Regions from separate parts of the Homo sapiens genome. Here regions 1 and 3 are each linked to region 2. The links are chromatin contacts, found by Hi-C or POLR2A ChIA-PET in ENCODE. All regions are on one chromosome and are shown on one strand. Each heading gives the region's core, a stretch centred on a gene start or an enhancer-like site at or near the end of the contact. The rest is flanking DNA. Distances are from core to core; before and after follow the strand shown. Region 1 has its middle 47 kb from the start of GRID1. Region 2 has its middle 63 kb from the start of WAPL-DT. Region 3 overlaps WAPL (WAPL cohesin release factor).

The links. Hi-C counts contacts between places; a loop is a spot of excess contacts on that map. ChIA-PET counts read pairs that join two places held with the same protein, here RNA polymerase II (POLR2A). Pooled maps may share reads with other maps.
Region 1: a loop to region 2 is called in a pooled map, with 4 times the contacts of the local background. The contact joins two enhancer-like sites. A Hi-C loop is called at or near these places in 61 of 168 maps with a recorded cell type or tissue (B cell, CD14-positive monocyte, CD4-positive, alpha-beta T cell and 42 more), 34 of 37 single-sample maps with no recorded cell type and 33 of 50 pooled maps. POLR2A ChIA-PET finds 5 or more read pairs at or near these places in 31 of 52 experiments (A549, AG04450, CD4-positive, alpha-beta T cell and 24 more).
Region 3: a map of HepG2 shows a loop between it and region 2 (4-fold over the local background). The contact joins two enhancer-like sites. A Hi-C loop is called at or near these places in 2 of 168 maps with a recorded cell type or tissue (HepG2 and naive thymus-derived CD4-positive, alpha-beta T cell) and 7 of 50 pooled maps. POLR2A ChIA-PET finds 5 or more read pairs at or near these places in 2 of 52 experiments (Caco-2 and activated T-cell).

The regions. Positions count from the first base shown.
Region 1 is chr10:86,412,122-86,415,164 of GRCh38, forward strand. No RefSeq gene overlaps it. Among named protein-coding and RNA genes, the nearest start is that of GRID1, 47 kb to the left of the region's middle. RefSeq lists enhancers at 605-954, 1,955-2,004. Within about 2 kb of position 1,495, at least 5 of the 41 ENCODE cell types and tissues checked have a DNase peak (open chromatin) inside an H3K27ac peak, as active enhancers do.
Region 2 is chr10:86,583,826-86,586,848 of GRCh38, forward strand. No RefSeq gene overlaps it. Among named protein-coding and RNA genes, the nearest start is that of WAPL-DT, 63 kb to the left of the region's middle. RefSeq lists enhancers at 905-1,406, 1,648-1,707. Within about 2 kb of position 1,531, at least 5 of the 41 ENCODE cell types and tissues checked have a DNase peak (open chromatin) inside an H3K27ac peak, as active enhancers do.
Region 3 is chr10:86,448,617-86,451,597 of GRCh38, forward strand. The region is part of intron 15 of WAPL (WAPL cohesin release factor); the gene reads right to left. Among named protein-coding and RNA genes, the nearest start is that of WAPL, 72 kb to the right of the region's middle. Within about 2 kb of position 1,500, at least 2 of the 41 ENCODE cell types and tissues checked have a DNase peak (open chromatin) inside an H3K27ac peak, as active enhancers do.

The DNA of each region.
Region 1 (3,043 bases), core at 245-2,744, 170 kb before region 2:
TGCATGCGTGTAATTTCAGCTACTCAGGAGGCTGAGGTAGGAGGATTGCTTGAGCCCAGGGATGTTGAGGCTGCAGTGAGCTATGATCACACCACTGCACCCCAGCCTGGGTGACAGAGCAAGACTCTGTCTTAAAAAAAAAAAAAAAAGGAAATCAGGCCTTTGTGGGCTGTCTGCACCTGGCACTGTTCCTTGTAAAGAGGTTGGTTGTTCTTTTTTTTCCCCATGCCAAGCTGTATACACCTGTGGCTCACCCTTAGTACATTATATCACCGTACTCATCATTTGACCAGATAGAAGAAGATTTGATTAAAATGCCATCATGTTAATTTGCTGTGTATGAGACACCTACATGCTCCGCTATAAACAATTCATACACTTCCAGGCAGTGTCCAGAGTAAACCTGTTGTTTCTTTACAAACTTCACACTGCCTTGAAAATTAGGTAAGAGTTTGTCTGTTCACACATTATGAACTCTTGATGCATAGACCTGGAAACCCAAAATTGAAACATAAACTCTTCTGTAAGTATCTAAAAATTGAAGACAGTCCAGGCACGGTGGCTCACAAACTGTAATCCCAGCACTTTGGGAGGCAGAGGCAGGCAGATCACTTGAGGTCTGGAGTTCGAGACCAGCCTGACCAACATGGAGAAACCCCGTCTCTACTAGAAATACAAAAATTAGCCAGGCATAGTTGTGGGCACCTGTAATCCCAGCTACTCTACTCAAGAGGCTGAAACATGAGAATTGCTTGAACCCGGGAAGCAGAGGCTGCAGTGAACCAAGATCACACCACTGCACTCCAGCCTGGGCGACAAAGCCAGACTCCGTCTCTAAATAAATAAATAAATAATTGAAGACTGCCAGGCACATTCTAAGTGCTCAGTAAATGTTCACAATTAAAATTAAAAACATTCCTCAGAACATCATCCGGGGCTGGAGAGGTGTGATCAGGCAGTCGTTGGAACAGTAACAGGTGCTGAAGTAAGATGGTTTGCTTTACTCCATTTTAGTTTCTCTTGTGTATGGGTTCTCTGCGTCACTCTTACAACCCTAAAAATAAATGCTATATTTAATATTAGTCCACTTTAACTATTTCTGTCTGGACATGGTGGATTGTGCAGTAATTCATGCTTACCATTTCAGAAACTGTTCAGTGATCCAAAGGTTAAATGCAGGATGTGGTTTCTGCAGACTCTGGCATATATACAGCGCATGTTCAGTGCAGGCGAGCTATTTTTATGAAAGCTATGCTTAAATTTTCTCCTTGGATGACAGTAACATAAAACAGAAGAAGTTAGAGTAGCAATATGTGCTTATGTAATATTTGGTTTGTCTTGTTTTATTTTCCATGGGGTGCTATGTAAGTACAGTACTGACAACTATAGTACTGAAACCCTGCAAATTTACTTTTTATTATTTCAGTTTAGTTACCAAAAATTATGTGATGCATCACATGACCAATCATGCAAAAATTCGTGCTTAAGTGCCTCAGAAACTTCTCCATGGTCTAAAGGTTCAACTCAGGATGTGGTTTCCACCCCAAAGCCAGTCCCAGCTGCCACTCACTTTATTTTTTTCTTTTTTTTTTTTAAGAGTTGGGGTCTCCGCCGGGTGCAGTGGCTCACACCTGTAATCCCAGCATTTTGGGAGGCCGAGGTGGGCGGATCACCCAAGGTCAGGAGTTTGAGCCCAGCCTGGCCAACATGGTGAAACCCTGTTTCTACTAAAAATACAAAAATTAGCCGGGCATGGTGACGTGTGCCTGTAATCCCAGCTACTCGGGAGGCTGAGGCAGGAGAATCGCTTGATCCCAGGAGGCGGAGGTTGCAGTGAGCCAAGATGGCGCCATTGCACTCCAGCCTGGGCATCGCAGCGAGACCCCGTCTCAAAAAAAAAAAAAAAAGGAGCTGGGGTCTCGTTCTGTCACCCAGGCTGGAGTGCAGTGGCACAGTCATGGCTCACTGCAACCTCAACCTCCTGGGCTCGAGCAGTCCTCCTTCCTCAGCCTCCAAAGAAGTTGGGACTACAGGATCATGCCACCATGCCTGATTAAATCTTTTTTAAATTATTTTTTGAAGAGACAGGGTCTTGCTATCCTACCCAGGTTTGTCTCAAACTCTTAGCCTCAAGTGCTCCTCCTGCCTCAGCCACCCTAGCCTCTGGGATTTTAGACACAAGCCACTGTGCCTGGCCCCTCACTTTCCTTTTATGGCTTGAGTTTTATCTCTATCGAAGTAATAAGTGTGCTTATCTTTAAAAATCAAACGTTTTACAGTGAAAATGCTTACAATTAAAAATAATGGTCCCCTAGCTCTGCAGTTCCCCATTGAGCTCTGTTCCTGGGAAGCACCCACTTCCAGCCCTGGCACCTGCTTTTTTTCTGCCAGTTGATTTAACTCCATATTTTTATTTTATTATTATCATTATTTTTATTTTATTTTATTTTATTTTTGAGTCGGAGTCTCGCTCTGTTGCCCAGGCTGGAGTGCATTGGTGTGATCTCAGCTTACTGCAACCTCTGCCTCTCTTCAAGCAATTCTCCTGCCTCAGCCACCTGAGTAGCTGGGATTACAGGCGCCCGCCACCACAGCTGGCTAATTTTTGTATTTTTAGTAGAGACGGGGTTTCACCATGTTGGTCAGGCTGCTCTCGAACTCCTGATCTTGTGATCCACCTGCCTTGGCCTCCCAAAGTGCTAGGATTACAGTCATGAGCCACCGCGCCCGGCCTTAACTCCATTTTTTTTTTTTCAAGTTGGAGTCTCGCTCTGTTGCCCAGGCTGGAGTGCAGTGGCACAATCTCGGCTCACTGCAAGCTCCACCTCCCGGGTTCACGCCATTCTCCTGCCTCAGCCTCCAGAGTAGCTGGGACTACAGGTGCCCGCCACCACGCCCGGCTAATTTTTTGTATTTTTAGTAGAGACGGGGTTTCACCGTGTTAGCCAGGATGGTCTCGATCTCCTGACCTCGTGATCCTCCTGCCTCGGCCTCCTAAAGTGCTGGAATTACAGGTGTGAGCCACCAGCCCGGCCAACTCCAT
Region 2 (3,023 bases), core at 281-2,780:
ATTTCAATGGAAAGGTTGTGCGTGCTATTTAAATATAGGTGGGAGGAAAGCCCCTCAGGCCTCCTCTGGAGTGGCGGTCGGCTGGAGGGGAGCAATCCCTCTAAAAGGTAACCTGGATCCCCAGCCATGGTGGGCAAGCCTAGCTCTGGGGTGGGACACTGGTGGAGGGAATGTGAGGAGTTTCCCCGTCTGTAGCAAACCCTCAGATCCATGAGACCCTGTGTGCCTTCCAAACACCCAATCACCTGTCACCAGCATCACTTGTAAATGACAAAAGGAGGTGCAGAGTATCTGCTTGAAATGCCACACCCAGCCCTGGCTTGCAGCCTCACCAGTGAGGACCTGGGAGGAGAAAAGAGGTGCACCCTACTGGTGATGGGTGTGCGAGCAACGGTCCGGCCAACCCTTTGCTCATCTCCTGGGCAAGCTTGAAGCCCCTAGTTGCAAACCTCAGTCAATCCATCTCCTTAGTTGGATTGACTTAGTTACAGGATGAAACTTCCTTGTTCTGGGAGATAGATAAGAGCTGTGTTCCAGAGAAGGAGTGCAGTTGGCCTGGGAGCAGAGGAGCAGCCCTGGGAGCAGAGGAGCAGCCCTGGGGCACGGGGAAGGGAGGAGAGGATCCTGTGTTCCTAGGAAGGATGTGTCTATTACAGGGTGATATATTGTGCTTTGTTTTGAGAAGAAGATTTTAGTTTTACGGTGCGGATGTGGGTTTCAACACCATAATGGGTTAACTTCTGCACAGAAAATTTGAAAACTAGAGGCTTTGCTCCATCTTCAAAAATTTAATGAAAATGTATCTACTAGGTATTAAATCACTTCCCTGCTGCAAAGCTCAGCCCATCAGATTTTACAGAAGCTGTGGAGGATGAATTGTGTTCCAAGGACAGAGATGTATTCTGGCTTTCCACTGGGCCCAGCCACAACCTGAAGCCGGCAGAGGAGAGTCCTTCTCTCCCAGGTGTCCCCCACACCTGCAGGACACAGGGTGTGCCTTCAGGTCAGTCAAAAGAGGTCCTTTAAACTTTTTCATTTCTCAATATATTTGTTTAGACAGAAGACCCTTTTTACAGATGTAGTCACTGAGCCCTGAGGGCTGCCGTACCCAGGCCAAGGTCATGTGGACTTGAGGCCAGAAGGCACAGCAAGAGGACAGGAGGCCAGTTGTCTTTCTTTGGCACTGGAAGACTTCCCAGTGTTCTGGTTGTCCTAACACCAGTGTCTCTCCTCCATGTCCCTTAGCTAAGTGCTTTAATGGAGACAGAGCAACCCAGGATAGCCACACCAAAGGCCCTGGCCTCAGAGGCTCAGCCTGCTGCTGGCTGGGGAAGGTGGCTGACAGAGGCTTCCAGCCCCCAGCTCCCTACAGGTCGCTGTCCTATGGACTGGGCCAAACCTCCCTGGGCACACCCCACCCCTACCTCCCACCCAAACCAAGTGCGCAGTGCCCTGAGAGCCTGCACTGTGAGAGACAGCCTGAACTAGAATGGCCTGCTGAGCACTCTAACATCAAGACTCAATTGCTGCCTCCTCCCCGGGCCCCTCAGCGGGAACCGGTTGTTCTTGTGCTTCTATTGGAGCAACTAATTACATCTATTATTGGAACAATTAATTTGTTGTCCATGTGACTGTTCCACTGTGGGCTCCTGGAAGGCAGGACCTATTTCATGTACCTCTTTGTAACCCTAGATGGAAAGCAACTTGCCCAGCACAGGAGGGCCCAAGTGACGCTTTTCCCGTGCCACCCCTTCTCTGGGCAGTTTCCTTTAGGCGTGGTCCCCCTCCTGAGGCACCACAGTGCCACCCAGTGGCAGAATTGCAGTACTGAGCTCTCCGGGGAGGGCTCTTCTGCCCCACACCCTGCTGGGGGCTACTTACAGCAGGGGTTGAAGGCGAGTAAGGGGTCACCGTCCTGGCAGGGCCCTCCTGCATGCCACAACTAAGGTCCAAATGGGGTTGAAATGGCAGAGAAACACAGCCAGTGCCTTTGTGGGCTCCATGTATTGCGGTATCTGCTTGAGGCTCATGCGGTTTCTCTCCCTGTCCTTTTTTTTTGTAGAGACAGAGGTATCCCTATGTTGCCCAGGCTGGTCTTGAACTCCTGGGCTCAAGCAATCCTCTCACCTCGGACTCCCAAAGTTCTGGGATTACAGGCATGAGCCACCCCGCCCAGTCCTAGTTTGTATTATTATTCCTTAGAGAACAACACTGCTGGAGGCAAGGGGCATGTCTGATCCATTTTATCCTCACAGGCTGGTCTGTGGCAAAAACTTAAAAGTACTGCATCTATGCAATGCATAGGAACAGCCAGCCTTTGATTGGGTCTTAGCAGAGGGAGTCAGGGTGAAGCACATAGGGTCTGGCATGAGAAGACCTCCATCCCAGTCCTGCCTGACACTTTCTCACTGTGTGGCCGTGGGCATGTCCCACCCTTTTCTGGGCCTCAGTTTCCCCATTAGTAAGTCAAAGGAGTTGCACTAGACTGTTACAAGGCTGCTCTGATCCTCCTGGGACCTCAGGACTCCTGATCTCAGAGGATGGCCTAGTTTTTCTTCTCTGAACCATTCCTACCCTCAAGCCTTTTCCTCGGATTGGCAAGACTTAGTTACAGGATGAAACTTCCTTGTTCTGGGAGATAGATAAGAGCTGTGTTCCAGAGAAGGAGTGCAGTTGGCCTGGGAGCAGAGGAGCAGCCCTGGGGCATGGGGAAGGGAGGAGAGGATCCTGTGTTCCTAGGAAGGATGTGTCTATTACAGGGTGATGCCAGGGAGCAGAGATGCCTCAGGCCTGGATTCAGATGGAGAACAGAAAGGGGGCCCCAGCTGTGCCAAAAGGGGATAGGGCCACCACTACACACTAGAGGAGATGGACAGTGGGCGGGGAGAGTGGCAGGGACACAAAGTGAGCTTTCAGCATTTGCATCCTGTGTCCAGCCAACAAATGTGTGGCATTGCTCCCAATAGCGAGGGAAGTGACTTCAAAGATGAGTAAATGGAGTGATTCTTCACCTGGGGAGGAGG
Region 3 (2,981 bases), core at 250-2,749, 140 kb before region 2:
TTTTTATTTACTTTTCGGACAGGGTCTTATTCCCATTGCCCAGGCTGGAGTGCAGTGGCAGGATCATGGCTCACTGCAGCCTCAACTTCCTGGGCTCATGTGATTCTCCCACCTCAGCCTCCCAAATAGCTGGGACTACAGGCACATGCCACCACACCTGGCTAATTTTTTAATTTTTAGTAGAAACATAATTTTGCCATGTTGCCCAGGCCAGGCTCAAACTCCTGGGCTCAAGCAATCTGCCTGCCTCAGCCTCCCCAAGTGCTGGGATTACAGATTACAGGCATGAGCCACCATGTCTGGCCTGCACATTTATTTTGATATATGCATAAACACTAATTTCTCAGGACAAACACAAAACTATTACAAATGGTAACGTTTTAGGAAATAGATCTGTGGAGTTTAAACCTTTCTGGATCTGACTTTTTTTCCCCCACTACGTATGTGAATTATGTTTGGTTTTTAAAAAATAAACAGATCCATAAATAGGTAAGAAAAGAACAGCTAGAAAGAGGAAAGTTCATGTCAGTAATCAGAACTACCTGTAAGATTCCATTTATACAACATTATCGAAAAGATACGTAATTTGAAAATTACTGGATTCAGGCCAACGTTATCAGTAGCATAAACGATATAAATCTGAACATGGATTTTTCCACTCTATCTTTGAATAACAGAATTAAGAGCCATTTCTTGACACTTTAAGGTAACTGATGTGAGTACAAGGCAGCACAATTTTCTAAAATGAGTAACAGAACCCATCACCCAAAAGGTATTACAATTGAAAAACAAAAACTTTAAACTGATTTAAAAATGACAAACCATAAACCATAGCAGATAAAAGAAAGACAGAGAAGATATAGGATGATACCCTGAAGGACAAGAGGCTTCTATAACACTAAGTGCAAAAGAGGAATACTGGAAGTGATATTCCCAGGTCAATTAGACACAGTAGGAAAATTTGAGACTATCCCTGAAACAACTCACAAACAGGGATCTCTGAGGGTGTGGGGATGGCTTCTGCAAATGAACCCCTATTATGTGGATAATGCAGATCTATCATCTGTGCCTTCAAACACAGCTCCTGAGGCGACTGACGGTAAGTTTTTATTCATTTCTAGGTTCCATTTGAAGAAAAGTCAATTTTTAAAAGAAAGAGACTAGAATGATAGAAAAAAATAAAACAAGAGATGGAAAAAGATAGAAAACACGTTGGTGGTAGCTAGGAGACAGGGAGGGCAGGTAGGCTGTACAGTGAGCAGCAAAAGGGAATTCTTTTATGGTGACGGTTCTATATCTCAATGTAGTGGTGAGTACATGAATCTATACACGTAATAAAACTGAACAGAGGTACATATGTTACACACAAACATAAATGAATGCAGATGAAAATGGTGAAACTGAATAAGGTCTAAAGTGCAGTTAACAGTAATGTACTAATGTCAATTTCTTGGTTTTGCTATAGTACTACAGTTATATAAGATGTCACCATTTGAGGAAGTTAGGTAAAGGGTAAATGGGAGGGATTCTTTGTACTATTTTTGTAACTTCCTGTGAGTCTATAACTATTTTGAAATAAAAAGTTTAAAAACAAGTCTACTGAACAGAAAAAAAGAATACTTTTTTTAAACGTTTTTGAGACAGGGTCTCACTCTGTTGCCCAGGCTGGAGCACAGTACTGTAATCACGGCTCACGACAACTTCAAACTCCTGGGTGCAAGCAATCCTCTCACTTCAGCGTCCCGAGCAGCTGGTACTATGAGCATGCACCACCACACTCAACCAACTGTTTTATTTTTTGTACAGACAGGATCTCACTATGTTGCCCATGCTGGTCTCAAACTCCTGAGCTCAAACAATCCACCCACCTTGGCCTCCCAAAGTGCTGGGATTATAGGTGTGAGCTACCTTGCCCGGCCAAGAAATGCTTCATTTAGCAGAAAAATAAATGTTGTCAATGGGATCAAAGCGGTAGGTGCCAAACATTTTCAAATGTTTTTTGCATTAAATGAAATCTCTAAATGGTATCTGGAGACTAAAAGCAGTCTATTATCAACTATTGATAGTAAATTACTACTACCATTTACTATTACTGTTACTGATAAGTAATGATAATCTATCACTAGTTTCACATTTAATTTTGTATTTTAAATAAACTAAAACTTCAAGGCTAGTCAAAACGGAGTATTCTGAGTCTAAGAAGAAAAGCCTAGGGATTAACTACCTCTTATCTATAGTCAACATTCAATCACACATAATAGAGAACAAAAGAGGATAATAAAAAATGACTTTAAATGGCTCAAAGAAACACTCTCATTCACAATTTCCCATGCTCGGCTACTTTGCCACTTTCCAGACTGGGTAAGGGAACAGGTGACAAAGGACTTCCAGTTTTCTGTGGTCCATAAGGTCAAAGTTCTGGACACAGATCAGACGAGTAAATAAATACTAGAGGACACGAAGTGGATGTGATGGGCCTGGATTCTTGACTTTTTTTTTTTTTTAATAGAGATGGGAGCTCACTATGTTGCCCAGGCTGGTCTTGAACTCCTGGACTCAAGTGATCCTCCCCACCTCAGTCTCCCAAAGTGCTGGGATTACAGGCGTAAGCCACTGCACCCAATTTCATTAATAGAACAAATGTGCCTTTGTCTCTGCTTTTTGGTAACAATGCTTAAGGAGTGATTATAACAGTCGAAAAAAAATCAGCAAAATAAAGTAAGAATGCATTCTAAGCAGTGTACCTCTTACTGATCTACAGAGAAATTATACCACCTTTTTTTTTTTTTGGAGACAGAGTCTTGCTCTGTTGTCCAGGCTGGAGTGCAGTGACATGCCACTTCGGCTCACCGCAACTTCCACCTCCTCAGTTCAAGTGATTCTCCTGCCTCTCAGCCTCCTGAGTAGCTGGGATTACAGGTGCATGCCACCATGCCTGGCTAACTTTTGTATTTTTAGTAGAGATGAGGTTTCACCATATT